2 separate regions of the Mus musculus genome follow, and region 2 is linked to region 1. A link is a loop called in an ENCODE intact Hi-C map of the cell type or tissue named here. Cell type or tissue: left cerebral cortex. All regions are shown on one strand. Links, peaks and the distances in the headings refer to the core of each region. The heading gives the core; the rest is flanking DNA. Region 1 has its middle 11 kb from the start of Cst7. Region 2 has its middle 13 kb from the start of Entpd6.

What was found. Peaks named below come from ENCODE experiments on the same cell type or tissue, not always from the same donor. Only the 100,000 strongest peaks of a DNase experiment are listed, where the experiment ranks them.
Region 2: it touches region 1 in a loop (2.3-fold over the local background); 6 of 42 quality-filtered maps call a loop at or near these places.

What each region holds. Positions count from the first base shown.
Region 1 is chr2:150,550,943-150,567,623 of GRCm38, forward strand. No RefSeq gene overlaps it. Among named protein-coding and RNA genes, the nearest start is that of Cst7, 11 kb to the right of the region's middle. In left cerebral cortex, for the core only: a CTCF peak has its summit at 7,812 (motif pointing right); DNase peaks (open chromatin) are centred at 7,837 and 8,688.
Region 2 is chr2:150,728,090-150,744,770 of GRCm38, forward strand. No RefSeq gene overlaps it. Among named protein-coding and RNA genes, the nearest start is that of Entpd6, 13 kb to the right of the region's middle. In left cerebral cortex, for the core only: a CTCF peak has its summit at 7,935 (motif pointing left); no DNase peak of the experiment used is centred there.

The sequences.
Region 1 (16,681 bases), core at 5,341-13,340:
TTTTTCCTCATGAGAAAGCTTTCAGACTTTCATCTGTCAAGCTGACTCCACCGGAGTCCCTGGCATTCCACCCTTTTTTTTTTTTTTAATAATTGATAATTTATCTTTATTTCTCAGCCGAAGTTCCAGGATGTCCCGCTTCGTCGTAGCTACAGATCTCAGGAGCACTCTAAAGATGAGTGGAAACACAATGATTACTAATAAAGTAATGCCAAAAATAATAACAAGTAGGATAATATATTGAACCCAATTCAGGGGGTTCAATGCACTTAAGTTGTTCTTTAAATCTCTAGCCAATTCATCAATGTTCCAAGTGTCCAGATGGCTTTTACTAATATCTGAAATTTTTACCTTTAACTGTTCTAAGTCATGAGAAATATCAGTATCTTTCCATATACCCTGTAAATGAGTTTTTGTCTTTTCCCAATCCGTGGTCGTGTTGTAAGGTAAAGGCGTGACACAAATGTATAGGAAAGAAGCATGACATTTAGTAGCTAACCTGGTCTTGATATTAGCAATATCTTGTCCTATTGTCAGCACGACTTCTTTTAGGGCGTTAACCTTTGCTTCTAATTTTTTATCTATAAAATACAACTCTGACAATGCCACAGAAATATTCTTATGCATGTCATTAACAAAATGAGCGGTATGCTGTTGCTGTACTAAAGCTGTGGTGGATAACGTAAAGGAAGTTAAAATAGCAATTAAAGCAGTAATTCCCAGGATCAAAGCTGCTACAAATCTCTTAGGTCTAATAAGTTCGTTTAGTCTTTTTAAAGCTTGCAATCCGGAATTCTCAAATCAAGGAGCATTTTTAACTCTACAGGCAGCAAAGCATAAGCAGATCTTTTGAACAAAATCATAACAGTAGATTCCTTATTTAAATTAGGATCTACACAATTAGTTAAATAACAAGAATTACAATGCATATGAAAAGACTTGCCAAGATTGGTGATCTTAACTCTTAAAATTATCTAACAATGTAGCATACAGGTAAGGTACACAAGCTTTTACAACTATAGGGGAGTTGGCTTGAATGGCCAAAAACAGTCTCTGATGAAATCTTGTCTAATACTTAGTAGCAGTCCTTTTGCCTCACGAGTCAGCTTTTTTAGTTGTCTCCAAGTTGACACCAGGTCTGCTCTCCTTGTTATAGTCCATGGTGGAGATAGGAAGAGTTTCTTTATTTTGCTTGTGAGTGACTGCTTTCTGATTTCTCTTTCTTCTGTGCACTCAATACAGCTTTCTGGTCACCACTGTCAGGGCACTCAGGAACTCACAGGTCAGCTTGTCATATGAATCATTCTGGGAGCTAGCACGCTCTTGTAGCATTCTGTGGAAAAAACAGAAATATTGCCCCCTTTCCCCCATATTAAGTATCTGAACAGGATCATGACATGTGCAATTAAGTGGATCTCTTTATCTCATGAGTATGTCTGATTGTAGGGTGCCATAGACACTTAGAGAGATTTTTGGCATCTAAATTTTTTTAAAAGATATAGATTTAAAGTTCCACAGTACTGTTTCCTTGGGAATAATAAAAATCTCAGTAACATGGATAACATTAAATTGTTGATAAAACATCTCAAATGCTTGGCTATAATAGCCAGTTTTAATTTTGATTTGGAACACCAAGTTTAAGAAAAATTAACACAGGCAACTATACTTTTAGTTGCTATTTTATTAGAGCAGTTGTAATTAGAAAGTTTAAAAAGTTATCAATAGTCACATGTGCATATTTTATTTTTGTAAAATTAAAAAGTATCTATTTGTAATAATTGATTAAGTATACATCCTCGAGAATTAATACCAATGTGTGGAACAGGTAGAAACTGAGGACACTGAGATCAAATCTTTACAATATGACATGCACATTTATTTATTTACTTATTTATTTATTTATTTATTTATTATAAATATCAAATTATTATCTCAAACCACTACTATTTTGATGATGTAAAGAATGAGGTTATATGGCAATTATTTTTGTATAAGATCTATAATTTACCTGGGATAGAAATCTAGCGTGGCATTGCCTTAAGAGGTTTTTACCAGGCAATCTTTAACATTTTAAAACACTATCTACAGCACATAATTTAATTATCTGTGCTGAAGTAGGCAGAAACTCAAAAGAATAAACATGTGATCCAATTTACATATATTTTTCTTTCCATAGAAAGGTTGTTTTTAAATACAGTAAATGGGATGCATGTATGTATGAATTTACAAAAGCATGTATAATAAGCAATTAGCTTATTTTTAGGATGAATATTAATTTTATTTAAAATGATGGTATGCAATAGGTCAAATATCAATATTTTGTAATAACTAATAGCTGTTTGGAAAAAAGAATTTTTAATTCTTAATTAGTACCACAGCAGCCTTATATATAATAGGATGTTAAAACTTTGAGGTGAAGAAGGATGATTTTTATATTAATGTTTTCTCTTGTCAAAGAATAGCTGTGGACACATTTAATAACAATAACTAGAATATGTAGCTAATATTTGATTACCATTAATTACAATAGATACCAATATATTACAGAAGTTTTCTCTATTCTCTGTTAAAGCCTTTTTGGTTCTCACCAGTTAATTTGAATCTCACTTGATAGTACCTAACAAAGGCTTAGGTTCTCCTGTGGTGAATTTAAGGTGAGGTCTTAGTCAATTAACATCTCCTGGAAGTTTTTTGAAAATAAAATTTTGAAGTAAATATGTATCAATTTTTCAGTATAACTAAAGCCCTAAATATAAAGAAAGATATTGTCTCTGAATCTTATGAAGCAACAACTATTTCCCAGAAGTTTAAACTTTTCTTCTAGAGACATTAGCTAATAAAATACTTTTCCACTTAGGAAACAATATATACTGAAAGATTTAAACTTTTTGCTTCTTGTATTGAAGCCTGGACAATGAAAATTTCTTACATAATATAAGACTATATCAGCCGTACCTAGGGGTAAAAATCTTTAATGGTTACCAGTTTACTAGAAGTAAACTCTTTATAAATGGAAAAAATAGACTTTTAAATCTATAATAATTTTACATGAAGTAGGCAAGTTATTTTGTAATGCCTTTATAAGTTTTATAGCCTGATTGACCTTTTATAAATCTTGAATTTAGACTTAATCATGAACAACACTTGGGTAGATCTGAAAAGAAAAAATGTTGTTTAGCTAAAAGAAATTCCCCTGAAGGCAGGGAGGGTGAAGTTTCAAGAACTTTTCTAGGCGCAGTCTGTAAAACGTAAAAAACTTTGCACAAGCCTTTTTGAGGCTGCTTTAAGCTTTGTATCAACACAAATGTATATATTTTTTAATTTGAGTATCTTGGCCCTCCTGCAATGAGGACAGATTTCAGAGGAGCAATTTAACTGTCTGTCCATGCCTTTGATTTTGGACAATCTTTCTTAAGATGACTTATACCTTAAACATTTTCTTTTATGACCTTTTATGGTCCTACAAGGCCGCAGCCATAGTCAAACTGATTGTGTGAGGGTCTAATTTCTGCACAAAGATGAATATTTCTAGTTAATTCTGTTTTGCTTTGTATGGCTGAATGTCCCAAGTGAGCAGCATTAGCACTCTTATAAGTTGATTATTCTAGTAATAATCTTAAGTATGGGTGAGTTAAAAGTCTTAAGCTTTTGATTAAACTGCAAACTGCAGTCAATGGGACACTGGCAATTTTAACCAGAATTTTTAAGTTTCTGTTGCAATATTAGAACATATCTATAACTTTTGGAAAGCAAGACCCAATTTTAAACAATTTATTCTCCTTAAAATCAATACTAAAAACATCACTACTACGTTACAAAATTTTCATTAATGTATGACAGTTTAAATTTTAATGTTTCATTAAAGAGACATTGTTTTAAAATCTTATCTTTATAAGTCTATCTTTTAGGATAAGAATTACACAAAATGTTATCTCAATTTAGAAGTATCTTTAGAGGACTAGTTCTCTGGGCTGGTTTATGCCAGGTGCTTTTGTTTGAAAATGACTCTGGCTCTGAGTTACTACTTTTAAGTTAACTTTATAACCAGTGTTACATCCTTTTAATTATACCCAAATAACTTATAAACCAATTTTCTATGACTAAAATATGTAGATCATATTTATACCTTTAAAACCAATAAAAAACCAAATGGAGTGGCTACATGAATCTTATAAATTTAGATCAATCAAAGAATTTTACTTTTTATAGCTATACTTGTAAGATAAAACACACTTTGTCATATGTTAGACACAATAATCACAAACTTGCAGAGAAAGTTTTAGGAAAAAACAACTATCAGCTTATTTGTCTTAGAACTAAGAGGTTGCAGATTCCTTTTCTTTAAAAACAATTTCTAGCAGGGCCTCTCTTGCTGTGCTTGATTTATGGCTATAGTGAAGGCTCTCTCTCAGCCTCCTATGTGCAGACTGAGAGTGAATCAGCAGGTAAAGTTTTAACCATTTATTTTTGTTTTATTTATTTATTTATTTTTAAACATGAAACATAAAACAGTCATTCAGACAACGACACAATCATTCAGACAACGAAACAAAAGAATGAATTGACATGATTGGTGCACCAAACATTAGACAATACATAAAGGGGGTAGAGAATTTCTCCTATAGGGGCCAGAGAGAATGAAACAGGGCGTCCCCCGATTTCTCTCTGTCCCTGGGAGAATTCTAAAATCCATTTTCTTTTATCCCTTTCTTTTCTTTTCCTGCTTGTAAGAGACAGGTTGTCAAATCAAGATTAAAATCCAGAATTTTCTAGCAGCTCTGGCAAGCATCCAAACTTCTAATTTATTTAATCTGAGGGCAAATTTTTAAGAAAACAACCTCTATACACTAAATGTCTCAAATAGCCTAAAAGTTTACCATGTTGAATCTTTTTGAAGCCATCATCAGTCCACACTTAGTCATATATTTTATAGTCACCTGCAAAAACGCTATTTTCTGCAACCAACAAAAATACCATTTATGGAATGAATTATATATGTTTTAGGAGATGACTTAACTTTCAATAAAGCCTTTTTTACGAATTTTTAGCAAAATGTAGGATTGGGAAATTGTAAATAAGGTAACAGTAAGAAGTGACCTATATTTTGACTTTTATGAAGTCTCTTTTTATACTTTGACCATAATTTAACCATAACTTTTAATTTAGCCTAAAGTATCAGAATCCACAACTTGAAGTTTTTCTTATAACTGGAACTGTGTCCTATAATGAGCTCCACAGTTTCTGAACGGGGCTAAGAGACTGCCCCTTTAGTTTTTCGCCTTACCTGCTTCTTAGTGAGCAGAGTCCCATCCTTATGGGACTTTGATCTGCAATCATTCCCCCAAGGTTTCCACCGCAGCCTGGACAGACCTGGAGAAAGGCCCTTCTTGTTTCCCGAGGGATTTTTACAATCCTTACTCAGGTGCCCCGGTTTTTCACAACCGAAACATGCAGTTCTATAGTTCTTTGTCTTTCCAGCTTCTCTAGTGAGCTGAGTCCCATCCTTATGGGACTTTGATTTACATTCACTTCTCCAGTGCTTGTCACAACACTGGGAGGGACCCAAAGGAATGCTCTTCTTGTCTCCTGAGAGATTTTTACAATCTTTTCTCAGGTGCCCCGGTTTCTTGCAACCGAAACATGTAATTCCACACGTAGCGCCGAATTTCTTCCCTTTCCTTTTTGTGGCGTAAGCTAATTCCTGCATTACAGCCAGTGAGGCATCTACACATGCTTTAATATTCCCTTTTGATTTTGACTGCCCCATGATAAAAACTTACTCGTTTCTTAACTGATTTACGATCAGCCCGCCTGCAGCACGGTCAACGAGGTCCTATCTTTGCCTGAGAAAATAAAGAATAGAAAGAAAAAAAAAGAAAGAAAAGAAAAGACTAATCTACTCTGGTGTCCCTGTTCGAAGGCGCCATCTGCCGCAGGCCCTCTGGTCCCTTGTGCCTGCGTAGGAAAGGGTCTCTAGAGTAGATGGGCAAGATAAGATGTAGTGACAGACAGATACACGAGAGTCGTGTTGAATCTGAATGTAATTTTCCAGTCGAGCATCAGACTTTTATAATACAGAATAAATTGCAGAACAAGGCACATTGAATTTTTCCAGGTGCAAAAGGAGTGACTTCAAAAGGAACCAGATAAATGTTTACATTAGAGATTAGCACTTTCTGCCAGGCAAGAGTTTTACACTTAGAGTTAATTGCCTCAGGGTAGTTGACTCTTGACATGCCTCAAGAATAATGTAGTGTCACTGACCCCAAAATTCTCTAGGCCTCGTTAATTCTTATCTATATCTGAAGACTGTCTATTTTCAGTATAGTATACTAATTTGCTCTTGGCATGGAATGTAGTCTGTAATAAGAATTTCTATCTCAGTGAGAATTTTAGTCTCTATCTGTAAACTGCTGAGTAAAATGACAAGTGCTTAATTGTTTACTGAATGGGTTAAACTCCTTGCTGCTATCTGGAGTCTAAGAACACTGGGAAAAGGCTTTAGCTATGTTAGAATACAATCTTAAAAGGCATTTACTATAAGGTAAAGCTATATAGAGTGCACGTGGATCCATACACTAGACTAAAGTGGATTTGGAAAATTAATTTTATGGGTTAGGGAAATAGCCAAAGATCCGGGAGTAAGTTTCCTTGAAACTTTTTCCTCATGAGAAAGCTTTCAGACTTTCATCTGTCAAGCTGACTCCACCGGAGTCCCTGGCATTGGTGTATCCAAAGCTTGCTGTAGTGGGAGAACTTGGTCTGATGGTACCCAGTCCCATTTTGGTTTCAGTTGTTTATGATCTTGTGCTTGCCTCTCGCCATCTGGTTATCTCAGGTGTTAACTGACCTTGCTGTCTCTGACTGGATCCTGCCTCTCCTGTGTACCTCCTTATGATGGACCTCCTTGAGTCAGGCTATCTCTGCAAACGTGGTTATGACATACCACCTAGGAGTCAAACTGTCTCTGAGTGTAGGCTTAGAGGTGCTAGAGCACTGATCTGTTCCTGGGCACAATTATAGACCAGAAGGATGGTGTGGCACCAACAAGGAGAAAAGGTCCTGCCTACACTGGGCCCGGTACAGGTTTCAGTTAGGCCAGGTATTGGGGTGGAAGGTATCTCACCTGTTAGCCTATTTCTGACAGACCTCCTGAGAGTCAAATTTTCTCTGGGTGTGGAAGAGGGTCTGGAGGGCTGGCTCTACCCCTAGGCCAAATTGTGGGCAGGAAGGAAGATGTGTGTCTGCTCTGCTGGGTGAATAGGGCCCACCTCTGCTAGGCTGTGTGGGGTTCCCAGTTAAGGATGAATTTTTAAGATGGGTCTTCCACATAATTTCTCTGGCAATGCCATGCCTGTTTTGAAGATTCTTAGCAGTGAGTCACTGACTAAAGTGTGATACTTCTTATAAAGTGGAATGTTACAGCCCAAAGTGTCTCTGGTCATCTTCACACACTTCAATGGCCACTGATGATCCTCCTCTGTATGTGCATCCAGCACCTTTGTAACTATAAGGTCAATTTTTTTTTCAGTGTATGGGGAAGCCCCTAGCTCCCACAAACTCTAGGCTCTGCTTGCTGTAAGAAAGCAAGTGAAATCTAATGCATAGTCTCCCTACTCTGCTATAACCCATTTACCCCAATATATATGTTGATTCCATTGACTTTGGACTTTTTTCCCCGTGACCATGAATGTTATATACCCATGAAGGATTCTTGGTCACTTGGGGCAACCTGAACCCACATTCACTGGCATAGTCAGTCACATTTGGGTTCAAATAAACTCTGGAGCAAGAGCCATCTTCTACCTCAGCACCAGCCACTAGATGTCAGAGTTGTTCTGAAAATGGCCACATTGCAGCTTTCAAATGAAAGTTACAGCAGGCCACACAGCTCTTACAGAGAAACAGAGGCCATGCATGTATGATCAAATCTCCCAAGCTCTGTCTATTCGATGAAGATAAAAGGACGTGTGTTGTGTGACACTACTTCTGGGGAGACTTGTGCAAAGGCTACCTCCCCATAGAGAGGAGACTGAATTATACTAAGGAAACTGCTGAAGTCTGACTTGTTGAACCAATGACTTCAATTGAGAAGACAAGGAGGACAGATATGTCCCATGGAGCAGAAGGACAAAAGCTCACTCGATCTTGATTTTCTGTAGGAAGACAGTGTGAAAGTGGGAACCCAATCTCTTTTGGTACAGGACTTGAACCTGCAATTAAATGTGGATGGGGTTCTCTGAGAACTCTCATCCCTATGGGGAAGTTTCTTTTCCAGGAATGAGGGATGGACATGTGACACCTGTCCAGGCAGAGGTAACTCAGATGGCTTCCGACGACTTTGACCTTAAGGAGCGTATCTGAATAGTGAGATCTTCACTGTGGTGTATTTCTCTTACCCTCTGTATTACTTAGAGTTCTCTGGTGGTGCAGAATTTTAAAAACAAATATGTTAGCCATTTATTAGAATGGCTTACTGTAGGCTGTGGTCCTGCTATTCCAACAATGGCTATCTACTAACAGACCATCCAAGAATCTACTAGTGGTTCAGTCCACAAGACTGGATGTCTCAGCTCTTCGTCAATATATTCCAGGATCCTGAAGAAGCCAGCTCTAATGCCATGTAGGAATGAAGTTGCCAGGGAAAGCAAACAGACAAAGAGAGAACAAGCTTCCTTCTGCCATGTCCTTTAAATAGGCTGCCAGAGAAAAAGTGGATCTTCCTACCTCAAAAGATCTGGATTAAAAATAGATCTTCCCGCTTCAAATAATTTAATTAAGAAAAAAATTCCTCACAAGTATACCCACCCCCTGGGTTTTAGTTAATTCTAGAGATAGTCAAGCTGACAACAAAGACTAGCAATCAGACTTCTTATTTCTTCTCTCTAGAAGTATCGGCTTTCTTTGTGTATATTTGCCATCACAAATCACTCTTTTGAGTCATGTGACTCTGAATGTAGATATACCAGCTGGAGCAAAAAACAAAGGCATTGTAATTAGGGTTTTAACCAGGGAGACACTAATTTAAGCAGCTTTGAATTGTTTTGAGGCTCCAAGAAAATGGCAGCTCCCTGTAAACTCTAAAACAGCAATTCATTTTTGATATTAGATAAATTAAGCTATTTTATTAGAATGGGGTTAGTACATCCAATTTTCTGTGTGATGGGGGAAGAAATACTTTGCACAGATGGTGAAACCTAGCAGTGTCTCCAGCTGTGGTCAGCCTGGTCTAAACACCAGCCTGCACCTTAATGTACGTATCCTGAGGCCCAAGACAAAAGCCCAATTCAGCCAGGCATGGTGGTGTATACCTGTAAACTCAGATACTGAGAGATCAAAGACTGTATGTTTGAGACCAGCCTTGGCTACTTACTGAGAACCTGACTTTGAAAGAAAATGACAGAAAAAGCAAACAAGCAAATAGTGAGCTTATCTTAAAGGGGGAATGTCTAAAGCCTGGTTGAAGAAGAGACTCCCATGCTTTGTTAAGCACCCAAAATGCTTCTCCATTTTTTTCCTTTCTTGATTAAGTGATAAATTCTATTTTCCCCCTATTAGTCTGTATGTTACCAATCTATTTCGTGCACTCCAATTGTCAAAACTTTAGAAAGAAAATTAACAAAGGCCAAACAAGTTTTGAAATTATAAACAACAGTATCCCACTGAGTGCCATTATCTCCCTCATATATATGAGGAAACCGAGGCAAATGCTTAAGGGAAATTGACAGTCATCATGAAAGCTGGAATGGGAGTCTGTTCACCCACCATACGAACCACTCTTCTAGACTTAGTTTACTTTTTATTATATGTGCATGCATGTGTCTGTGTATGATGTCTTCTATGTGCTCTACAGAACATATTATTTAGTTGGAAAATGAGATTTCTTATACCTGGCATGGTAAAAATAAAACCTTGTCCCACAAATACTTCTCAGTATGAAACAAACAACACAATTTTGGACCTGTGAGTCCAAATCCAGTTTAATCCTTGTATCCATATGGTAGAAGAAAAGAACAGACTCTCACAAAGTGTTCTCCAACTTCCATATGTGTCCATTGGTCTGGTTGTGCATACATTAGTAAACACAGATAAGCATGTGTGTACACATGTACACAAACAAATTATAAATATGGGCGGGAGAGTTGGCTCAGTGGTTAAGAGTATATACTACTCTTGCAGAGGACATGGGCTTAGTTTCCAGCACCCATATTAGGCAATTCACACTGACTGTAACTGACAGGTCCAGGGGAAGTGACACCCTCTTCTGACCTCCAAGGGCACCTGCACATACAGGTATACACGTACACATACATATAGTCAGGAACACACATATAACATAAAATAAAAATATATCTTTTAAAAATGTGGACTTTAGAAAAAAACAAAACATTGCAGTTTCATGTAGTCAAAGCAGTGTATACCATTTCAGTAACATTTGCAGAATACATTGATACATATGGTATTGCCTTGGAAGTAGACAACTTTCTACTCTAGTTTTGTGGAGAGTAATTATCATTTGCAACAAATGATGCAGTGAGATTTCACATGAAGTTTCTTACATAATCTTGACAAGCCCCGAGCACTTGTTTTTACCAGGCAGCACAGCTTAGGAAAGTGTGGAAAGCAGAGGAGGTTGGGCCTAGCTGTAAGAACAGGTACACTGTTAGGGAAGGGAAAGAGCCAATGTTTTTAGTCATGAAGTGGTCATTAGAAGTCAGCTAACTGGTCCAGATTACACGCACTGTAAATAGCAAAGCTAGCAGTCAAGCTGTGGGTAACACTAAAATGCTCAGCTCAAAAAACTGTATCTTTTCTAATCTTCTCATCTTATATGGAAGAATCCTGGAAAACATTTCTTGCCTCCTTCATTTATCTCTGGCAGTCATTCAGACTGGCAATCTCACAGTTTACAATGCTTTGCTTACTTTATTTGATATTAAGAAATCTGAGACCAGGGCTGGAGAGATGGCTCAGCAGTTAAGAGCACCAACTACTCTTCCAAAGGTCCTGAATTCAAATCCCAGCAACCACTTGGTAGCTCACAACCATCCATAATGAGATCTGATGCCCTCTTCTGGGGTGTCTGAAAACAGCTACAGTATACTTATATATAATAAATAAGTAAATCTTAAAAAAAAAAAAGAAAGAAAATCTGAGACTAAAATTGCATCTGTTTCCTTCACCAACTCCACTGCAGCAGAGCAGCAGCAGTCACCAAATTGCCTTCCAAGGAAGTGCAAGGCTCTGTGTTCAGATCCCCAGCACCTGTATAAATAGCCATATGTGGTGCTGCACAGCTGTAACTAACACTGAGGAGTGGAGGCAGGGACTGAAAGAGGCCCAGAAATCACCAGCCATCACCATATCCGTGATGTCTTAGTAAAAGACCCTGTCTTAAATGGTAACACGAAGGGTACTAGAGAAAGACAGTGGACCTTGGCCTCCATGCACACTCACTTGGTCCTGTGCATACCCTCATATCTACATGCACACGTAATGCACATTCTCACACTTACCCCAAAACACAAGAGAGCACTTAATACTTAGAAATTCAACACACATTTACCCAGGAATTCATGGAATGAAACATGTACCAACTGACATATAAACAGAAGCACAAACACAGAAGCAAGAGCAAGATACACATGGCAGTCATAAAGAATGAAAAATTATCAGCTTCAAGAAATGGACATAAGGGCTGGTGAGATGGCTCAGTGGGTAAGAGCACCCGACTGCTCTTCCAAAGGTCCAGAGTTCAAATCCCAGCAACCACATGGTGCCTCACAACCATCCTTAACGAGATCTGACTCCCTCTTCTGGAGTGGCTGAAGACAGCTACAATGTACTTACATATAATAAATAAATAAATCTTAAAAAAAAAAAAGAAATGGACATAAATTGAGATTACTGTATTTGATTAATAAATACAGTGTAACAAAGACAAATTATCATGATATCTCATATATTAGGAATCTTTGTGCTACAGAGGTGGATTTAAGTTAAGGGAGGCGTAGGATGGGATTGGAAGATCAAAGAGGGGATAGACAGTACCAGAGTAGACCAAGTTTACATGATAAAAGTGCATGTATGTAAATGTCAGTGAAATTCCTCACTTTGTACAACTAATTCATACCAATAAAAATTGAAAATAAGAAAGAAGGCACAGGGGGCTGGAGAGATGGCTCCAGAGGTCGTGAGTTCAAATCCCAGCAACCACATGGTGGCTCATAACCATCTATAATGAGATCTGATGCCCTCTTCTGGTGTATCTGAAGACAGCTATAGTGTACTTACACATAATAAATAAATCTTAGAAAGAAAGAAAGAAAGAAAGAAAGAAAGAAAGAAAGAAAGAAAGAAAGAAAGAAAGAAAGAAAGAGAGAAAGAAAGAAAGAAGAAAGAAAGCAAGCACAAATTTAAAGTGATAAAAATAAAATGCAAAGTCAGAGAAAGAAAAACAGAAGATAGTTAACTTAGCAATATACCATAACAAGAAGACAAACCTGAATTCAAAAGTCTCCAAATGCATAAAGTCGCATAGCCCAAAAACTGAGAAGACTCTAAGTGCAACAAAACTGGTGGGGGTCAGGGGGAGTTAATTATGACAAAATGTAGCAGATGATCAATGTCAAAGTCCAATCAATCACCAACAACCAAACCTACACCAATCACCAACTTCTCTAAGTCCAACCACCAACTTTCAGGTGCCACCAAACATCTCTCTGCACAATGATAAAAAACCAGGCTCAGCCAGTGCATTACACGGATAGCTGTCTGCTATTCCTCACAATTACATGGCTCCTGATGAGATCACAGCATCAGTGGCTCAATCACAGCTGGCACATCCCCCTGGGCCTTTTCTCATTTCATGTCTCCATGGGCTATCTCTACTAGTTGATTTCCATTTCACAGGGAACATCTACATAACACGCAGCAACTCAAGGGACAAAGGCTTTATTTTGGCTCGTGCTTTGAGAGGTACGGAAGGCCTGGTGGTGGGAGCAGCTGGTGCCCAGACAAGAATCTATGAAGTGACTAAATACATTGGCTCTTTCCCTTCCCTAACCGTCTACCTGTTCTTACAGCTAGGCCCAACCTCCTCTGCTTTCCACGCTTTCCTAAGCTGTGCTGCCTGGTAAAGCAAGTACTCACACATGAGCTTGTGCTGGACATTTCACATCACATAAATCTTAACAAGAGCCTTTTATTTACTATAACAATGAGACAACGAGAATGATAACTATGGAGCCTGCTAGAGTGGTTTTGTGTGCTGTGCTCTGATCCCTGCTGCTGGGTCTTGTGAAGTGCGATCAGGCAAGCTCTGAAGTTTCAACATATTTTACGCAGTTTCCATATGCACCCAGGAGGTGACCCTGTGCCACAGCCCTCTGTACCCCAATCACACCCAGCAAAAACTTGCCCCCCAGGAGTATTGACACTCCCAAGCTCACAGGAAATCCAGGGACAAAGAGTGGATCAGAGATTGAAGGAAAGGCCATCCAGAGACTGTTCCACCTAGGGATCCATCCCATCTGCAGACACCAAACCCAGACACTACTGCTGATGCCAAGATGCACTTGCTGATAGGAGCCTGGTATGGCTGTCCTCCAAGAGGCTTTGCCAGTGCCTGACCAATACAGATGCAGATACTCATAGCCAACCATCAGACTGAGCACAGGGACCCTAATAGAGAAGCTAGGGGAAAGACTGAAGTTGAAGAGGTTTGCAACCCCATACGAAGAACAACATCAACCAACCAGAACCCCTCAAAGCTTCCAGGGACTAAACCACCAACCACAAAAGTACACATGAGGTGACCTATGGCTCCAGCTGGATATATAGCAGAGGATGGCCTTATCTAGCATCAATGGGAGGGGAGGCCCTTGGTCCTGTGGAGACCCGATGCCTCAACATAGGGTAATGTTAGGGCAGTGTAGCAGGAGTGGGTGCATGAGTCGGGAGCTCCCTCATAGAAGCAGGGGGTGAGGGATGGGATGGGGGTTTGCAGAGGGGAAACCAGGAAGGGAGATAACATTTGAAATGTAAACAAATAAAATAACCAATACAAAAGAATGATAATTATGCATGGAACTGATATTTACTAGTCAGTCAGGGAACCAGTATGATGCTGCAATGGCTTTTGCAAACTCTACCTAATATTAATTTTTAAAAACTTCATTATATCTATACTCAATGTATTCATTTTTTATTTTTCATGTATTGAGATTATACTTGTATAATTTTCTCCTTCCCTTTCCTACCTCCAAACCCTCATATATCCCCCCAGCTCTTTCAAATTCATAACATATACATGTAATATATAATACCATAGATATATTTAAAAATCACATTATATATACATATATATATATATATTCAAAAATATAAGCACAAACTGCTCAGTCTGTATAACAGTACTTGTCTGTATGTTTTCAAGGCTAGCAATTCAGTATTTGAGGCCCAGTTAGTATGCTCATCCCTAAGAAAGACCATTTCTGCAGCTGTCAGTATCCCTCAGTTGCTAATAGTTCTTTGTTAAGGGTTGAGGCATCATGAGGTTTTTTTGGGTTTTGGGGTTTTTGGGTTTTTTGTTTTTGTTTTTGTTTGGTTTTGGTTTTGTTTTTCTTTGGCTTTTCGAGACAGGGTTTCTGTTTATAGCTCTGGCTGTCCTGGAACTCACTCTGTAGACCAGGCTGGCCTCAAACTCAGAAATCCTCCTGCCTCTGCCTCCCAAGTGCTGGGATTAAAGGCGTGCGCCACCACGACCGGCACATTATGAGTTTTTACCCACCTACAACAGCATGCCTGGACTTGGAATCCTTGTTCAGTTCATGTTTAGACAGCAATGCTGATGATTTTTTATAGGTGTTGCTTCCACCATTTATAGGAGACACAGTTTACAGCAAACTGCATGATTCTCCTGCTTTTCAATCTTTCCACTCCCTCTTCTGCAATGTTTCCTGAGCCATAGGTGCAGGAGTTGTTTCGTAGGTGTACCCATTTGGGGCTGAGCTTCACATCCTTGCATTTTGATTGGTTGCTGTTTTCTAGAATGGTCTCTGTCTGTTGCAAAGAGAAATTTCCTTGAGGAAGGATGAGGGCTATACTTAACTGTGCATACAAGAACAAAAATTTAGAATGTTAGGGATTATGCTAGTTTAATAAAGTAGCAGACATAGGTTCTTGTACTCCAAGATCCATGACTAGCTTTGTGTCCTTGGCTAGGTTTCCAGTACCAGGCTTGGTTTCTCTCTGGTTGAGCAGGGAAGTCTTAAGTCCAGATTAGAGAGCTGTTGATGACTGCCAGAGTATGCATGTACTACCGCACCTTTAGAGTTATCAATGTCATGCTGATTGTTGCTATAGTTCATATTGTTGTAGTCATAGTTTGGAACAACTGTTGGTTCCTTCCCTTTTTTGGAAGTTACATGCACCTCCTGGTACCATGAAGGCTAGTTCTGAGGGAAGAAGTATCCAGATCAGTTCTAGCTCATGGCTCTCTTTGGATCTAAGACTTTGTTTTTACATGATCTAAGACTCTAACATATCCAAAAATGTTAGTTATCTCTAATTGTACATGATACATACATGATTGGGAAGGGGAGTTGGAACGAGGCACTTCCTTTCTTCAAGGTGGCTAATGAAGGGAGAACCATCAGGGGGTTCCCTGATGATGGAAAGACAAAGGAGAAACCAGACACAGATCTGTGCACTTGAGCCTGGTCACATTTATCCTGGAGGATGGAAAGCATGGGATCTAGCTGGAAATAGCCAACATTGTATTAGCCTGAAATTCCTCTCTTTTGAGGGAGGAGGACACTCACTTGATTCTTCAGATTGTCTGCTTCCACTTTGCATGTACACACTTACTGCCTGCCGGCAGAGGCTTTCAACAGTTGGCAACCCGTACCCCTGGTCAAGGAGGATCTCAGGTTGGCACAGGTAACAGCAGGCACTTCTCTCAGTTTGATGCGCCTTGGTGATGTACTATCAAGGTCCCTTAGAAAGGTCCATGGTGGGACACTCCAACTGCCGCACCAAACAACTCCACTCAAGCAGGAAACAGTAAGATCACCATCACCTACACTGCAAAGAGCAGCTGGGGTGACCTCTTCAGAAGGCTGGTCTGGAATGATGAAAATGTGAAGTAAAACTAGCCAGGCAGTTTTAGGGCATGGACACTAAAGAACAGCAGTTCCCAGAAGGTCTGCGATCCTATCTGCAGTTCTGTCCTTGGCCAGAGTCCAGAAATGCCAGAAGGAAGTCCTGGTTTCCTGTCATCTTCTCTCCTCTTTGTGTAACCAGTGCCAACTGTGTGACCGCTCATGCCTCACCCCACTTCCTGCTGTTGATCCTATAAAAAGCTGCCAGACTAGCAGGTGCTTGATGGTACCCCTTGATGGCACTATTCCTGGAACCTGCTCCTGTTATCCAGTAGCTCTGCCTTCTCTCTCCTAAGCAGCCAGTAATACAACTCTTTTCTAAAACTCACCCTCTCTGTCCCATGAATTTCATTCTTCAAATTCACACAAGAACCTAGAGCCACTGAAAGTTTTGTATGACCTTGAGCTTCCAGCACCCTGACTCCTGAGTAAATAAGTCCACCTAGATGAAGAGAGAAAGTCTCTGTCAAACCCAAAGACAGAACCACCACCACCACCACTCCTCTCCACTTCAGATC
Region 2 (16,681 bases), core at 4,756-12,755, 180 kb after region 1:
CTGTAGCCCCATCGATTTATCAGTTCCCTGGTCAATGCGTTTCACACATTAAAAACCAGGCCTTACTTTTCTAGAGCTATTACGTCACCTGATGAAAAAGGCAGTTATTCATTTATTTTTTTTAATTAGGTATTTTCTTCATTTACATTTCAAATGCTATCCCAAAAGTCCCCCAGACCCTCCCCCCCACCCCCCTACCCACCCACTCCCACTTCTTGGCCCTGGCGTTCCCCGGTACTGAGGCATATAAAGTTTACAAGACCAAGAGGCCTCTCTTCCCAATGATGGCCGACTAGGCCATCTTCTGATACATATGCAGCTAGAGACAAGAGCTCCGGGGTACTGGTTAGTTCATATTGTTGTTCCACCTATAGGGTTGCAGACCCCTTTAGCTCCTTGGGTACTGTATTAGTCAGGGTTCTCTAGAGTCACAGAACTTATGGATAGTCTCTAGATAGTAAAGGAATTTATTGATGACTTACAGTCGGCAGCCCAATTCCTTACAATTGTTCAGTCGCAGCTGTGAATGGAAGTCCAAGGATCTAGCAGTTACTCAGTCTCACGCAGCAAGCAGGCGAAGGAGCAGGAGCAAGAGCTAGACTCCCTTCTTCCAATGTCCTTATATTGTCTCCAGCAGAAGGTGTAGCCCAGATTAAAGGTGTGTTCCTTAAACTCGGAGATTCAATCTTCTGGAATCCATAGCCACTATGGCTCAAGATCTTCAAACCAAGATCCAGATAAGGATCTCCATGCCTCCAGATAAGGGTCACTGGTGAGCCTTCCAATTCCGGATTGTAGTTCATTCCAAATATTGTCAAGTTGACAACCAGGAATAGCCACTACAATCCACCCCTTGTCAACTTGACACAAATAATATCTCATGTTCACATAAAACAATAACAAGGTTGTAAATACGCCTAACATGATATAACTATCCCTCGTACAATCGCAAACGCATTAGTAAATTTACAATGGGCATTCATATTACTTTATAATCCTCGTTTCTGCAACTGGTTACGTGGCCTTAATTGGTATTTATAACTACCTTCCTCTACTACCCATTCTGTATTTCCTTCTCCTTCAGCCAGCACCTCAGCAGGTCTTGGCTCTTTTCCTGGAGGATTGACCCATACCTTCATTCCTGATGGGTCTGCATCCTTGGTCATCCTGCTTGGATTAGGCTGTTGTAGTTTCCCATTGACTTTAATCACAGGACATGGTAGTACTAAGAGACGCCCTAAGGGATCTCCTACACTCCAGACATAATCTTGCTTACCACCATTGTGAAGAGGTAATCCAATTTCCCCATGGTAATCTGGATCTATCACCCCTCCTAACACTGTTATTCCTTTTTTAGCCTGTTGGTTTAAGGGCATTAGAAGCCCAAAATGACCAGGGGGAAGTCTGAGCTTCCAGTTCAATGGAATGTTTGTTGTAGCTCCTGGTAGGAGCACTCCCCTCTCTGGAGCCAAAACTTCTAGGCCAGCAGAACCCAGAGTTATGGGGACAGGAAGCAAAAATTTTCCTAGAGGGTCACTAGGAGTGATAGTAAGTGGAACTATTCCTTTTTCCACCCCTTGATTCCTGGACCCATGAATCCTGGCTATGGGTGAAACTGTACCATATATCGAGCGCTGATTCAAAGCATATACTGCCTTCTGAAGAACTCTACCCCAGCCTTCCAAGCTGTTACCACCTAATTGGCGCTGTAACTGCGTCTTCAAAAGGCCATTCCATCTTTCTATCAGCCCAGCTGCTTCAGGATGATGGGGAATGTGGTAAGACCAGTGAATTCCATGATCGTGAGCCCACTGTCGTACTTCTCTGGCTGTGAAATGAGTTCCTTGGTCAGAAGCAATACTGTGTGGAATACCATGACGATAGATGAGGCATTCTGTCAGTCCGTGAATGGTGGTTTTAGCAGAGGCATTACGTGCAGGAAAGGCAAATCCATAACCAGAATAAGTATCTACTCCAGTAAGAACAAAACGCTGTCCTTTCCACGAAGGAAGTGGTCCAATGTAGTCAACCTGCCACCAGGTTGCTGGCTGGTCACCTCGAGGAATGGTGCCATATCTGGGGCTCAGTGTTGGTTTCTGCTGTTGGCAGATCTGGCAATCAGCAGCAGCTGTAGCCAGGTCAGCCTTGGTGAGTGGAAGCCCATGTTGCTGAGCCCAAGCATAACCTCCATCTCGACCACCATGGCCACTTTGTTCATGTGCCCATTGAGCAATGACAGGGATGGCTGGGGAGAGAGGCTGACTGTCCACAGAACGGGTCATCTTATCCACTTGATTATTGAACTCCTCCTCGGCTGAAGTCACCTTTTGGTGAGCATTTACATGGGACACAAATATCTTCACATCCTTTGCCCATTTGGAGAGATCTATCCACATACTTCTTCCCCAGATGTCTTTCTCACCAATTTTCCAATTGTGATCTTTCCAAGTCCCTGACCATCCAGCCAATCCATTGGCTACAGCCCATGAGTCAGTGTATAATCGTACATCTGGCCATTTCTTCTTGCAAACAAACTGTAATACCATGTGTACTGCCCGAAGTTCTGCCCACTGTGAAGATTTCCCTTCACCTGTGTCTTTCAAGGTTGTCCCAGAAAGGGGTTGTAATGCTGCAGCTGTCCACTTCTGGGTGGTGCCTGCATAACGTGCAGAGCCATCAGTAAACCAGGCTCTAGTCTTCTCCTCTTCGGTCAGTTGATCATAGGGAACACCCCATGAGGCTATAGGTGCATGCTTGGCAGCAGATGGCATTGTAACAGGAGTAGAAACCATAGGCATTTGAGCAACTTCTTCATGTAACTTGCTTGTGCCTTCAGGACCTGCTCTGGCCCGATCACGTATATACCACTTCCATTTGATAATAGACTGCTGCTGTGCACGTCCCACTTTATGACTTGCAGGGTCTGATAGTACCCAGCTCATGATGGGTAGTTCAGGTCGCATAGTGACTTGGTGTCCTATTGTCAGACGTTCAGTTTCCACTAAGGCCCAATAGCAGGCCAAGAGCTGTTTTTCAAAGGGAGAATAGTTGTCTGCAGATGATGGTAGAGCTTTGCTCCAAAATCCCAAAGGTCTTTTCTGTGATTCACCTATAGGGGCCTGCCAGAGGCTCCAAACAGCATCTCTATCAGTCACAGACACCTCAAGTACCATCGGGTCTGCTGGGTCATATGGTCCAAGTGGTAGAGCAGCCTGCACAGCAGCCTGGACCTGTTGAAGGGCCTTCTCCTGTTCCAGGCCCCACACAAAGCTAGCAGCTTTCCGAGTCACTTGGTAAATAGGCCTAAGTAACACACCCAAGTGAGGGATGTGTTGTCTCCAGAATCCAAATAGGCCCACTAAACGTTGTGCTTCTTTCTTGGTTGTAGGAGGGGCCAGGTGCAATAACTTATCTTTCACCTTAGAAGGAATATCTCTGCATGCCCCACACCACTGGACTCCTAAGAATTTCACTGAGGTAGATGGTCCTTGAATTTTGGTTGGATTTATTTCCCATCCTCTGATACGCATATGTGTTACCAATGAGTCCAAAGTGGTTGCTACTTCCTGCTCACTTGGTCCAATCAGCATAATGTCATCAATATAGTGCACCAATGTGATATTTTGTGGAAGATCCAAACGATCAAGATCCCTTCTAACTAAATTATGACACAGGGCAGGAGAGTTAATATATCCTTGAGGCAAAACTGTGAAGGTATACTGTTGGCCTTGCCAACTGAAAGCAAATTGCTTCTGGTGGTCCTTATGGACAGGTACTGAGAAGAAGGCATTTGCCAGATCAATAGCCGCATACCAGGTGCCAGGAGATGTGTTAATTTGCTCAAGTAACGAAACTACATCTGGTACAGCAGCTGCAATTGGAGTTACCACCTGATTTAGTTTTCGATAATCAACTGTCATTCTCCATGATCCATCTGTTTTCTGCACTGGCCAGATAGGAGAGTTAAACGGAGATGTGGTGGGAACCACCACCCCTGCATCTTTCAAGTCCTTGATAGTGGCAGTAATTTCTGCAATTCCTCCAGGAATACGATACTGTTTTTTGATTCACTATTTTCTTTGGCAGAGGCAACTCTAAAGGCTTCCATTTGGCCTTTCCAACCATAATAGCCCTCACTCTACAGTTCAGGGAACCAATATGAGAATTCTGCCAATTTCTGAGTATATCTATCCCAATTATACATTCTGGAACTGGGGAAATCACCACAGGATGTGTCCGGGGACCTACTGGACCTACTGTGAGTCGGACATCAGTCAAAACTCCATTAATCACCTGCCCTCCATAAGCCCCTACTTTAACTGGAGGGCCACAATGTTTCTTGGGATCCCCTGGGATCAGTGTCAACTCAGAACCAGTATCCAGCAGACCCCGAAAAGTCTGATTATTTCCTTTTCCCCAGTGTACAGTTACCCTTGTAAAAGGCCGTAGGTCCCTCTGGGGAAGAACTGGAGAAAGGGTAACAGCAAAACCTTTGAGTGTCTTATCAAGATCCTTCCTCAGTGGAACCTGGCCACCCCTTCATTCAAGGGGTTCTGGATCTGCAAACTGTCTCAAGTCTGGAAATTGATTCACTGGCCGAGATTGCTGTTTACCACGATCTAATGTAGCCTTTCTTTCATTTGGCTGTTTACCACGATCTAATGTAGCCTTTCTTTCATTTGTTTGAGAATTTTTCTGCTTATACAGATCAAACAAATATGCAGTAGGCTTCCTATGTATTTCATTCCTGGAAACACCATGATTGGTTAGCCAGTACCAAAGGTCCAACCGAGTCATGCCATTATAAATTTCACCTCTCCTGTGCTGACCATTACTGGGTATGTTATTATAAACATTCTTTTGTCTACGCTGTCCATTATAATAACTAGAATCACCTTGTCTCGGGCGATTCAATGCTGCCACCTGGCCCTTGTTACCTCGGAATCCAACTAAACCCAGTGAATTTAATTCATCTAATTGAGCAGAAGCATCTCCAATGCTAAGATCTGGCACAAGGAAAAGGGAAAGAACAAAACCCTTCAAATGTGCTGGTGCCCCTCTCACCAATTTGCGTCTTATAGAGCTGGTGAAAGGCATATCTTCTGGACCTTCCCATTGTGGACAATTATGCTTTACACAATATATCCACTCTAGCATTGCAATTTCCCTAAGTCTTAAAATCCCTTCATCAACACTAAGCCATGGAATATCAGGCATCTCCAAGTCATTTCCAGTAGGCCATCTTTTGATAAACACCTCAGCCAACCATTCAAACAAACTTTTGACACCTTTTTTAACTATGCGAGCTTCCGTATTAAACCTAGAATCTCTACTCAGAGGACCCATGTCAATAAACTCAGCCTGCTCTAGTTTTATGTTCCTTCCACCCTTATCCCACACCCTTAAAATCCATTCCCACACATATTCACCAGGTTTCTGCTTGAATGAATTAGCAAACTCATTAAGCTCCTTAGTAGTGTAGCGAATTTCCTCATGGACTACACTTTCTACCTCCCCTCTAGGAGCCTGTTTTGCTTTGAGTCTGGTTACAGGTCTAGAAGAAACTATTGGTGGGCCGTGAGCAGACTCTGCAAACTTAATTTCCTCATGTGGGGAAGGCATTATTTCAAGGGGTGGGGCTGAGGGTACTACTTCCTCAGGTGGGGCAAACCCTTGAGAATCTGAAGATTCAAAATTCTCAGTTTCAACATGGTCTTCCCACACATCCCCGTCCCATGTTGTAGGATCCCATTCTTTGCCAATTAGAGCCCTTACTTTAACTGTCGACAAACTCTGAGGCTGAGACTTGAATTTTCGCTGTAGTTCAGCCAACCTTACAATGAGAGTTTCTGTTTGATTTTCTGCAACTTGAGCTCTATTGCTACAAGAGAGAAGATTCTCCTCAAGGACACACTTAGCAACTTTTAGATCGTTTACTTGTGTCTGGAGCCTTTCGATTTTATCACACAACTCCTTCCTTTCATTCATCATTCTTTCCACAGATACTAATAGCAGCCAGCCAGTAAAATCATTTTCCGATTTTTTCCCCATCTTGTAGAAAGCTTTGTGCACTGAATCACCTAATTCATTAAGAAAATCAAGGTCATTAGCTTCTTTAAGTTCGGAATATAGTTTCAACCATGGGTCTTCAAAATTCTCTGAGCTCCCAGGAGGGAGAGAATCTGAAGAGGTTTCAATAGTTGAAAGTGCTGGTGGATCAACAAGCCAATTCCAGTATTTTAAAAGATTCATCCTTGTACTTCTGTTACTCTAGAACCACTCCTGGTACCAACTTCTGTATTAGTCAGGGTTCTCTAGAGTCACAGAACTTATGGATAGTCTCTAGATAGTAAAGGAATTTATTGATGACTTACAGTCGGCAGCCCAATTCCTTACAATTGTTCAGTCGCAGCTGTGAATGGAAGTCCAAGGATCTAGCAGTTACTCAGTCTCACGCAGCAAGCAGGCGAAGGAGCAGGAGCAAGAGCTAGACTCCCTTCTTCCAATGTCCTTATATTGTCTCCAGCAGAAGGTGTAGCCCAGATTAAAGGTGTGTTCCTTAAACTCGGAGATTCAATCTTCTGGAATCCATAGCCACTATGGCTCAAGATCTTCAAACCAAGATCCAGATAAGGATCTCCATGCCTCCAGATAAGGGTCACTGGTGAGCCTTCCAATTCCGGATTGTAGTTCATTCCAAATATTGTCAAGTTGACAACCAGGAATAGCCACTACAGGTACTTTCTCTAGCTCCTCCATTGGGGACCCTGTGATCCATCCAATAGCTGACTGTGAGCATCCACTTCTGTGTTTGCCAGGCCCCAGCATAGCCTCACAAGAGACAGCTATATCAGGGTCCTTTCAGCAAAATCTTGCTGGTGTATGCAATGGTGTCAGCGTTTGGAGGCTGATTAAAAGGCAGGTTTTTATTACTAACAGGCTTCATATTAAAGGATAAACAAGTTTCAGATGTAACTTTTATTATTTAAAGGAATTTTCTTTGCAATGACTTCTCTCAGTAATCATCCACTTATGTAGATCTAATGATAAATAATTGAATAAAAAATTTAAAGGTTTATATAAATTTTAAAATTCTAAAAATAATTTAAATTATAAACATCTGAGGATATAAAAGCCTAAATAAGTGGTAAGAGTCTAAAAAATATGATTTAAATATATGTAAATATAAGCTATTTTATGCAATCATTTTACTAAGATTTCAAAAGTTCAAAGTACTTTGTACACTGAGCCATCTCTGCAGCCCAAGAAGCAGATGTTTTTTTTTAAGTCAGATGACTCAAAGTATTTTTCCCCAGTAGGTGTTGTTAAATTCAGGAGTCTTTGAAATTTACTTAAGAGAAAATTCTGAATCAGGTATAATTGTGCTGACACGTGCTTGTAATCCCATTACTTGGAAGATGGAGGCAGAAAAAAAAAACAACCCAGAAATTTAACGCCACCTTTCGCTACGTAGTGATTTGAAGGCCAGCCGGGAATGCATGAGACCCTGTCTCCATTTAAAAAAAAAAAATAAGAAAAAAATCTTTATCAACAACATGGGTTGTTCGTGAGAGAGAAAGGCAGATCATCCCCCGTTTCCCCTCAGTATTGTAATCTTATGGTTCTTTAAATCTCCCTAATTAAATTGTCTGATTGGGTCCCTACTCCCCACACCTCCCCTCATCCCTTCGCGTTTATTCTCCGCACACATCCTTGGAAGGGGCAACTGACAAGCTGTTGGTGTGCAGACTCCACTCCTCAACAATATGCGGCCCAGACAGCCCGCCCTGCCCAGGGCCACTACCCTCCTTTGTTCGGAGGCCAACTGGCAAGGGGCAGTTGAATGTCTTCTGAGCAAACAAAAGACCTGCTCAAGTGTGCAGCTATTTGGGGCAGTGGCCACTCCCTCTGCTGGTGGTTAAGGCCGGCCCTACCTAGAGCCAGCTGCTAAGTCCTGGGGAAAGAATAGAGTAGGCATGTGGCCTTCACAAAGGCTGCTGGCCCCAGGGTCTTCACCAGCCACTCCAGTGGAGGAGCATCCTCAGCATATGGGTCCCCAGGGCCCTCCTCTCAGTTAACAATCATGACTTCCCTCTTCAGGACACAACAATATTCTGAGACCTTAAATGGGCCATGAAACTACATTAAATTCCCAAGGCAGCCTGAACCAAGATGCTAATTGGCTTGGCTAGGGATTCTCCCCTTCCAGGAGACAGATTGGCTCATTTTTCAAATGACTAATTATTAATTTGAAGCCATGAATAGAAAGAGATGGGAAAGACCTGTCACCTCCTGCTTAGTAAATGTTAAAGCTTTGTGATTTGTTTTAGTCACAACAAGGAGCGGGTGGGGGTCTTTGAGTGGGCAAGCAGCCAGGCACAGCTCTCGTACAGACAGACTGCATCGTATTAGTTCTTTCCTCTGTAAAACGTAATGGAAGCTATTTATAATGACTGTCACCATCCAAGTTTATGGAAGACAGGAGTCATGCTATCTTAGGGTCTCAACAAATTGATGAAATCTCCAAACTTTATATAAAAAGTTAACTTGTTACAATTTTGAGTTGACAGAGTTCAAAAATAAAAAACTGCTTCATCCAATGCTAATTCGTGACTACACCACACCTTTAATACTACCATGTTATCAATATGCCCTCTGCTACTTGTGGTTGGATGGCATAGCTTTATTGCACTGTATTTTAGCTTATTCAAAGCTTTTGCCTGTTAATTAATATATCATAATTTTACAGTGACTCATATTTCTCCAACATTTAATTTTTAAATGTTCAAATATGTAGGGATTTTGATAAAATTTATAGTGATTCTCCATAGAGACAATCAAGCCCCAGCCCCATAGCAACTCTATTTTCTTTATCACGTTCAAAATCCTTTTTGCTATTATATTTCAATGTGGGGGTAACCTTCTTCAGATTGTATGAAGGTATGTCTCTATATTTTCAATTGCTAATCCTGTGACAGCAGAGAGCTAAGTGCTGGCAGGGTTTTTGTATTGTCACTTCTATGGCCCATCAGCAGCTTCCTGGTTATAAGTGCTTGTCCTTTCACATCTGCCCAAAAACATGAAGGTCAGGCATCGCTCATTGTCCAAAGGCAAGCCAAGAGATGTTCTGGTATTGCCTTACTTTGCTGCTGGTTGTTTATAATTAAGGGCTCATTGTATGGGACAGGATGTATGGGGGTGGGACTTCCGGGCAGGCAGAGGAAGAGAAAGTGGGGAAGGGGGAGAGGGAATGGGATGAGGGAGAGGGGGAGGGGGAGGAGGGAGGAGAAGGATGAAACAAGGAGGAGAGATTGAATGAGACCCAGAGAGGAAGTGGATGGAAGGGAAGGGCAGAACGGTAAAGAGCTGGCCCCGTGGGTGGGGGACACAGACCGGAAAATCAGGTTAAGTTAGAGGCTAGCTGAGAGTCTGCCCCAGCAAAAGGCCTACAGCTTTAAACTGTATAAAAGTCTGTCTTACTGAGCTTCTGGCGGGGTATAAGAAAGCCCCGTACTATTTTAATACATAGGAAACTTCAATAAATGAAATGATCTGCATTTTTCTCAACTCCTATAAAATATTTTTTATTTAAATCACCAGGTTGTTAATATGCCCGTCAATATCTAAGGAGGCTGAGGATTACTTCTAAACCAAGCCTACTCTTTTAAGCCCACATGTGCAAGGTGTGATTTTTCTACAAATAGATTTAAATTTTTCACATGTCACTTCAGCACTGGCCGAGACATCCTGTACTAAACAGCCTCCGAACCAGGAATGTAGCTGCAATAACACAGGTGCTTTTTTTGAGAGAGAGAAAGATCACCAATCAGTATTTGAGATTAATGGATAGAAGTTTGTAAAGTATGGGGACAGGGAGGGTATTTACTGGTCTCAAAGTATTTCTTCAGAAGATACTTACTGATTTCAAAAGTGTGGAAACTTAACCAATGAGGAGTCTGGTAAAGCCACCTTAACCGTGGGCGAATGAGAGGCCGATGGAGGAGGAGCCAGTCGATGGTGGGAGGAGCCAGTCGATGGTGGGAAGAGCCACGCCACAAGGCTGACCAGAAGCACAGAGTGGTACACTCTTTTCTGTTCAGGGTATTCTTGACAAATAAGTAAAATCTGAATCGAACCTCTGTAATCGTTAGTTGAACCCATACTAAGACAAACAACTCCTCGAAACTGTCAGGAGCTGAGGCACAGCTCTGATACAGCAAAAGAAAAGGCCCATCAAAGTTTTGAAAACTAGTTCTTTCTTGTCAAGAAGATGAAACCTCTGGCCTGGATAGAGACCAAAATCCCAAACTACCCAAAACATAACAAAGTTAATCATTGCAGCCAGGCAACTATCCCTTTGGAAAGTGAGACCACCCCAAGGACAGCAGCTCACCTTATCCCATGCAAAAGACATCGGTAGAATAATTATCCCTTTGATGAGGCGAAGTGCTTTCCTTCCCAGAGTTGCTACTTTGTAGCCCAGTCCCTAGAGTTTCCGCGAGGCTTGGCTGGGTCTGCCAGGCCTTCTGAGTCTTGATGGAACTCCTTCACTTTTCTTCCTTTTTCCACTTCTCTCTTTCTGATGCTGGCCAGAGGCTAAGTATGCCTTCCTGGCACCTCGGGTTTTCTTACTTTTTCTCTAAAGCTCTCCTCACCAGGCTGCTTGTCCACCTTGTATCTTTCCTGCAGCCTGCTTAACTCAGACAGCCTGGCTTTTCCCCTTCTCTTCCTCTCGGCACCTGCTGAGATCTACAACTCTCCTGTCCGATTTGTTGTTGTTGTTTGGTTTGGTTTTGCTTTGTTTTGGGGGATTTGATGTTGTTGTTGTTTTTGATTTTTGATTGGTTGGTTTTGTTTTTGTTGTTTTCAACTCTAATACAACTGTTCTCTTTAACTAAACTTTGGCCCTTGCTCTCTTCAAATAAACTTTGACTCTAACTTTTCTTGCCTTCTGGTTTTTAATTGGTGGAGAAAATTAACTTATTCCTACACTCCTAGGCAGTACCAGCTCTGTGGTGGAATTCGTGTTTAATGTGAAGAAGAATCTGGATTCAATACCTAGTACCAATAAAGGGAGAAAGGGAGAGGTAGTGAAGGGGAGACCGAGCAAGAGATGAGGGTCATGGGAAAATACTGAGAGTTTGTTCGCCATTGAAGGAGATGAGGAAAGGCCACTGTAACACACAATCAGATCTCCTGTTATAAACGACATTAACTGAAAACACTACTTCCTGACTCTATAGGAATCACCCGTTCTGAACATTCCATATAAATAGAAACATCAATTCTGTGCCCTTCTGTGTCTGGCTTCCTTCACTTGGCACTGATGTCTTCAAAATCGTGATGCCAATGCTTCCTCCCTTTCCAGTAGCATTCCTTTGTGTGTCTATGCTATGCTTTGTGCATCCATACCTCAACTGAGAGGTGCTTAGATGGAGTCGACCTTTAGCTACTGTGAACAGTTGCTGCTATGAGCATTTGTGGACAACTGCATGCTTGAGCATCTGGGGTTTCCTGGAATTGGGTATTTGCTTGGTAGGCGAGCTGCTTGATGGGGTGGTAATTCTGCCTTCAACCTTTTGAGGGACCACCAACCTGTTTTCCACAGCGGCTTCGCCATCTTACATTCCCATGGGAATGGATAAGAGGTCTCATTTCCCTACATCCTCACCAACTCTTGTCTCTTCCTTTATATATTTTTCTTCTCTCATAGACATCCTTCTGGACGTGAATTAGGACATCAAGGTTTTGGCTTCACTTCCCTAATGCCTAGATGCTCAGTATCTCTCAGGATTGCTGGCCTTCTATTTATCTTCTTGCTAGTGTAGCTGTTTTAATGAGCTGTTTAGATATCCTGGATGCCCTGTCTATTTAAAATTTAAATAGATAACTACATGGGATGGGGGTGGGGGGGCAGTCCTATTCAGACCACCAAAGATACCCTTGGTGGCATTGGTGAAACCTGAGAAGTGTGAGTTTGAGTCTGGTTTTGTGTGAGTGTTGAATTTCTGATTTTGTTTTCTTTTGAGACCGGGTCTGACTTTGTGGTCCAGGCTGACCTTGAACTCACGGGCTCTAGCTAACCATACCTAAAGAGAGTGCTACCACACCTGGATACTTTCCTGATCTTGATGAGCCACTGTAACTGTGTAAGAGACTGTCTTAGACAGAGATGAACAAGACTAATTACGGCTATTGAACTCCTAAGCAATTAGAGCCTGCCCTGCACAGTCTAGTATTAGCCGCACTTTTATTGCCTAATGATTTATTGGATGGACTCGACCTCCCTAAGGGTGTTCTGTATTTGTAACAATCACGTTTAATATATTGGCAAGTGTGTTTGTTTTCCCTGCAGACTTTGGGTCACAATGGGAATAACAGAGATAAAAGAGTTAGTTTAGCACTGGCCATTCTAGAATGGGGCCACCCAGTGGGTGAAGCTGAGAGCCCTCTCAGGGGGTAACAGCTAAAATCCGGAGCTGGAGATTTAAAGCAGGTAAGGATGACCAGGCATGGATCCAGGATAGCCATATACCACCTCTTAAGTCACGAAAGGTTGATGGTGACTCAGGTGTGAACTTGTGTGAAAACCATTAAGCCACTTAAGATCTGAGCACTTGGCCACCTGTGGAGTATGGCTCAGTTTCAAAAGAGCTCTCAAATTTTAAGGAGTTTTCTCCAGGGTATGCTAGCAAATGAAAAATGCACGTAAGGGATGCGTGTGGAATGCAAGTCTTGACAGGCGACAGGGGTCCTGCTCCATAAAGAAAAGAGACAAACTATCTTTGCCTGTACCTGGAACCTCACTGCAAGACAATGGGAGAAATGGCTTAGAGCGAGGACCTGTCACAGGCACTGAGGTGGAGAGTGTGCAGATGCGGAACAGATTTGTTCCGGTTTTGTTTTTTGTTTTTTTTTTTTCCCAAGACAGGGTTTCTCTGTGTAGCCCTGGCTGTCCTGGAACTCACTTTGTAGACCAGGCTGGCCTTGAACTCAGAAATCCGCCTGCCTCTGCCTCCCGAGTGCTGGGATTAAAGGCGTGCGCCACCACGCCCGGCGGTTCATTTTTTTAAAGTCAGGAGAAATACAAACATGGAAAAAGTGAGAGAGCCTCCATGAGTCCTTTGATACTACGGGATTCCTGTTCACATACGTTTAAATCGCAAGACACTAATAGCTTACAGGGCTGAGGCTGGTGTAATCACATGATCTGGGGGGAAATAATTAGGAAATCTGGCCAGGGAACAACTTGGTATTTTATTTTGTTTTATATTTTCATTTTTATGGGCAATTTAATATATATATATATATCCTAGCAGTATATATTTTCTCCATAAAGTAAATACTTATGAGTCCCCAGTTCAGACCTCAGAACTCATTTTATAATTGATTTTTAACTCAGCCAATTCCCTACTCATTTACTTATATGAATATATGCATACATATGTATTTGTGGCATGCTGCTGCTGGCTCTATCCTTTGTGTAGTCTTATACTGACACCTAATGCTTGCTAAGGAAATGACGTCAGTCGGGCCTGGTGGCACAGACCCGAGTTCACAGTGGTAGGAGGCTGAAGGTTAAGTTCAAGCACTCCAGGCCACACAACATGCTCCAGACAGGCCTGAGCAATGTACCAAGACCCTCTCGAAAAGAAAAGAAAGAGCAAGGAGGAGAGAAATGACAGTAACAAGCCAGACACACAGAAAACACCTCTGAGGAACAGATTTAAACTGTTAGTAGCAGTCATCTCCAGAAAGAGGGGACTGGGGAAATTGTGGGGTCATATTGTGTGTCTTTCAGTGTTCGAGCCAAACCATGTGTTGCTAATCAGAAAAGAATGGTAAAATTTAAAAAATAAGTCTGTGATTATTAGATTTTGTGAGTAGGTTGGAAAAAGAGCAATCCTTTCTCCATCCTGTGATCCAAGTACTTAACAAGGACAAAAAAACAAACAAACACATGGAGCTGCAGAGATGTCTCAAGGGTTAAGAGCACTGGCTACTCTTCCATGGGACCTGGGTACTGTTCCCAGCACCCACATGGCAGCAGTAACTTCAGGTCCAGAGAGTATAGCACCCTCTTCTGGCCTCCAAGATACTATAAGCATGGTACACAAGGGCACCTTTGATCTCAGCACTCCAGTGGCAAAGGCAAGTGGATCTCTGTGAGTTTGAGGTCAGCCTGGTTCACAACGAAAGTTCCAGGACAACCAGAGCTACATAGTGAGATCCTGTTTCAAAAATACCCAAAATTCCTTCTGGTCTGCACCTGCACCAGAGGCTGATCCCAAGCATCGAGCTCAGTGCCCCACCCTAAAGCTCTGCCTGTCTCTCCAGAGGCCAGCTCTAACCCAGGCACACACAAGTGGAACAAACCCAGCCCCCTGCTCCAATTGCCCCCACCTGCAGGGACCCCAGCAAGCCTAGCACCTGTGGCCTCTGCCCCACCCAGTCAGAGCTCCATCTTCCTTCTCATCCTTGCCCACACCAGCAGCAGTTGCAGAGTCCCCACCCAACAGTTGTGCCTGCTTCTCAAGAGACCTGCTTCATCTCAAAACACTCAGGTCAATAGAAAGCCAGAGACAACTAGATGGTGAAAGGTAAGCACAGGAACGTAATAAATAGAAGCCAATACAATATGGCAACATCGTAACTCAGTTCTCCTACTACAGCAAGCCCTGGATAGCATAACTCAGACACACACAAACTCAGTCAGATACACATACACTAACTAGGAAAATATAAAGCTTTAAATGCATTTATTAGAAGGCAGGCTGTAAGTTAATGGAAAACATTTAGCTAAAGTTAGAAAAACAAAAATGGACAAAAAGAAAGTATAAAAATTAGAACAAAAGAAAATTAAACTTATACTATAAAATGAAACATTATGGAGAAGCTCAACAGTGCCAAAAGTCAGTTTTTGCTGAAAGGGAGAAAACGAAATGTCCAAAGTTCTGAAACAAGAGAAGAGAAGAGAGAGAGAGAGAGAGAGAGAGAGAGAGAGAGAGAGAGAGAGAATAAATAGATAGGTAGATAGATAATGTTTTGAGGAAAATGGAAGCTCCAACTAGAAGAAAATCTGTGCATAATGTTATTCCAATAAAGATAGAAACAGTGAAGTGGGAAATTTTCGTTAAAGAGACTAAAATATCTTGGAAGCAAAATAGAAAACTTAACCTTAAAAATGGAATCAGAAATTCCAAATATCCCCCAAAATAGGCATAGTTTATCAACTATTCAAGACACAGAAAATTCAATCCTTGAATACTTAAAAGATTTTTAAAATACCATCTTGACTAACTAAATCCAGCGGATGCATTCAAATATGCCTTGTACTGGGAATGTAAAATGGCTCAGTGTTAGAACTTAATTCACCACATTAATAATACAATTAAATTATTGGGGGCTGTGCTGGGCAGATGATTTCAAGGTTAGGAGCATGTCTTCCACAGGACTCAGGTACTGTTCTTTGTTTGTTTGTTTGTTTTTTCAAGACAGGGTTTCTCTATATAGCCCTGGCTGTCCTGGAACTCACCTTGTAGACCAGGCTGACCTCAAACTCAGAAATCTGCCTGCCTCCGCCTCCGCCTCGGCTCTCAGATTCTGTTCTTAGCACCCATGTGATGTCTTACAATTGTCCATAGCTCCAGTAGCAGGGCCTCCAGCACCCTCTTCTGGCCTTTTGAACATAAGGTACACACACAGTGTACTTCTTACATACACACAGGTAAATACTCATACACATAAAATAAAACAAATAAATGTTTTTAAAGCCTTATGTTTCGGTACACCTTTAATCTCAGCACTCTGGAAGCATAAGTAGGCAGATCCCTGAGTTTGAGACCATCCTGCTTTTCAATGTCCGTTCCATGCCAACCAAGACTATATAGTAAGACCTCGCTCAAAAAGGGGGGGGGCGTGGCTGGAGAGATGACTGAGCAGTTAAGAGCACTGACTGCTCTTCCGGAGGTCCTGAGTTCAATTCCCAGCAACCACATGGTGGCTCACAACCATCTGTAATGAGATAGGATGCCCTCTTCTGGAATGTCTGAAGACAGCTACAGTGTACTTACATATAATTAATACATACATACATACATACATACATCTTTTAAAAAGAAAGAAATAAAACAAAAAAATTTAAAAAAAAAAAGAATGCTCCTGAACTAAAAAGAGAGGAGACTTTTCTAACTCTGACAATGGGTGGCATCACACTTACGGGTAAAATGTTAGCATCTTCCTGGGGAGGAGACAGCAGTGAATCAACAGGGCAATTCCACCAATCTCTGCTCACCAAGGTATTTAATAAAGTGCTCAGGTGTCACAGCGTTTTTTACAGCTGTACTTCTTGTCTCAGCCAGGTTGTCACTGCACTGCAGGGTGCCCTCTGGAGAACCATGCCTCAGGAAGCCCACAGAACCCACAGAAGGGCTAGAGTGACAGGTAAGAATAATAGCCAGCGTCATGAGAGCAAGGGCTAAGCACTTGTTTCTTCTACCTAGGCTCTGATATGCAAGGCTCACCGTAAAAAGTAGGCCTGAGGTTTTGGAGGAGTTACAAAGAATATATATGGTTGGGAAAGCAATAATTTGAGGAAGGAATCACAGAGGTGGGCTGGGGGCGTGGCTCAGCAGGTAAAGGCACATGCTGCCAAGTCTGACGAGCTGAGTTCAATCCCCCA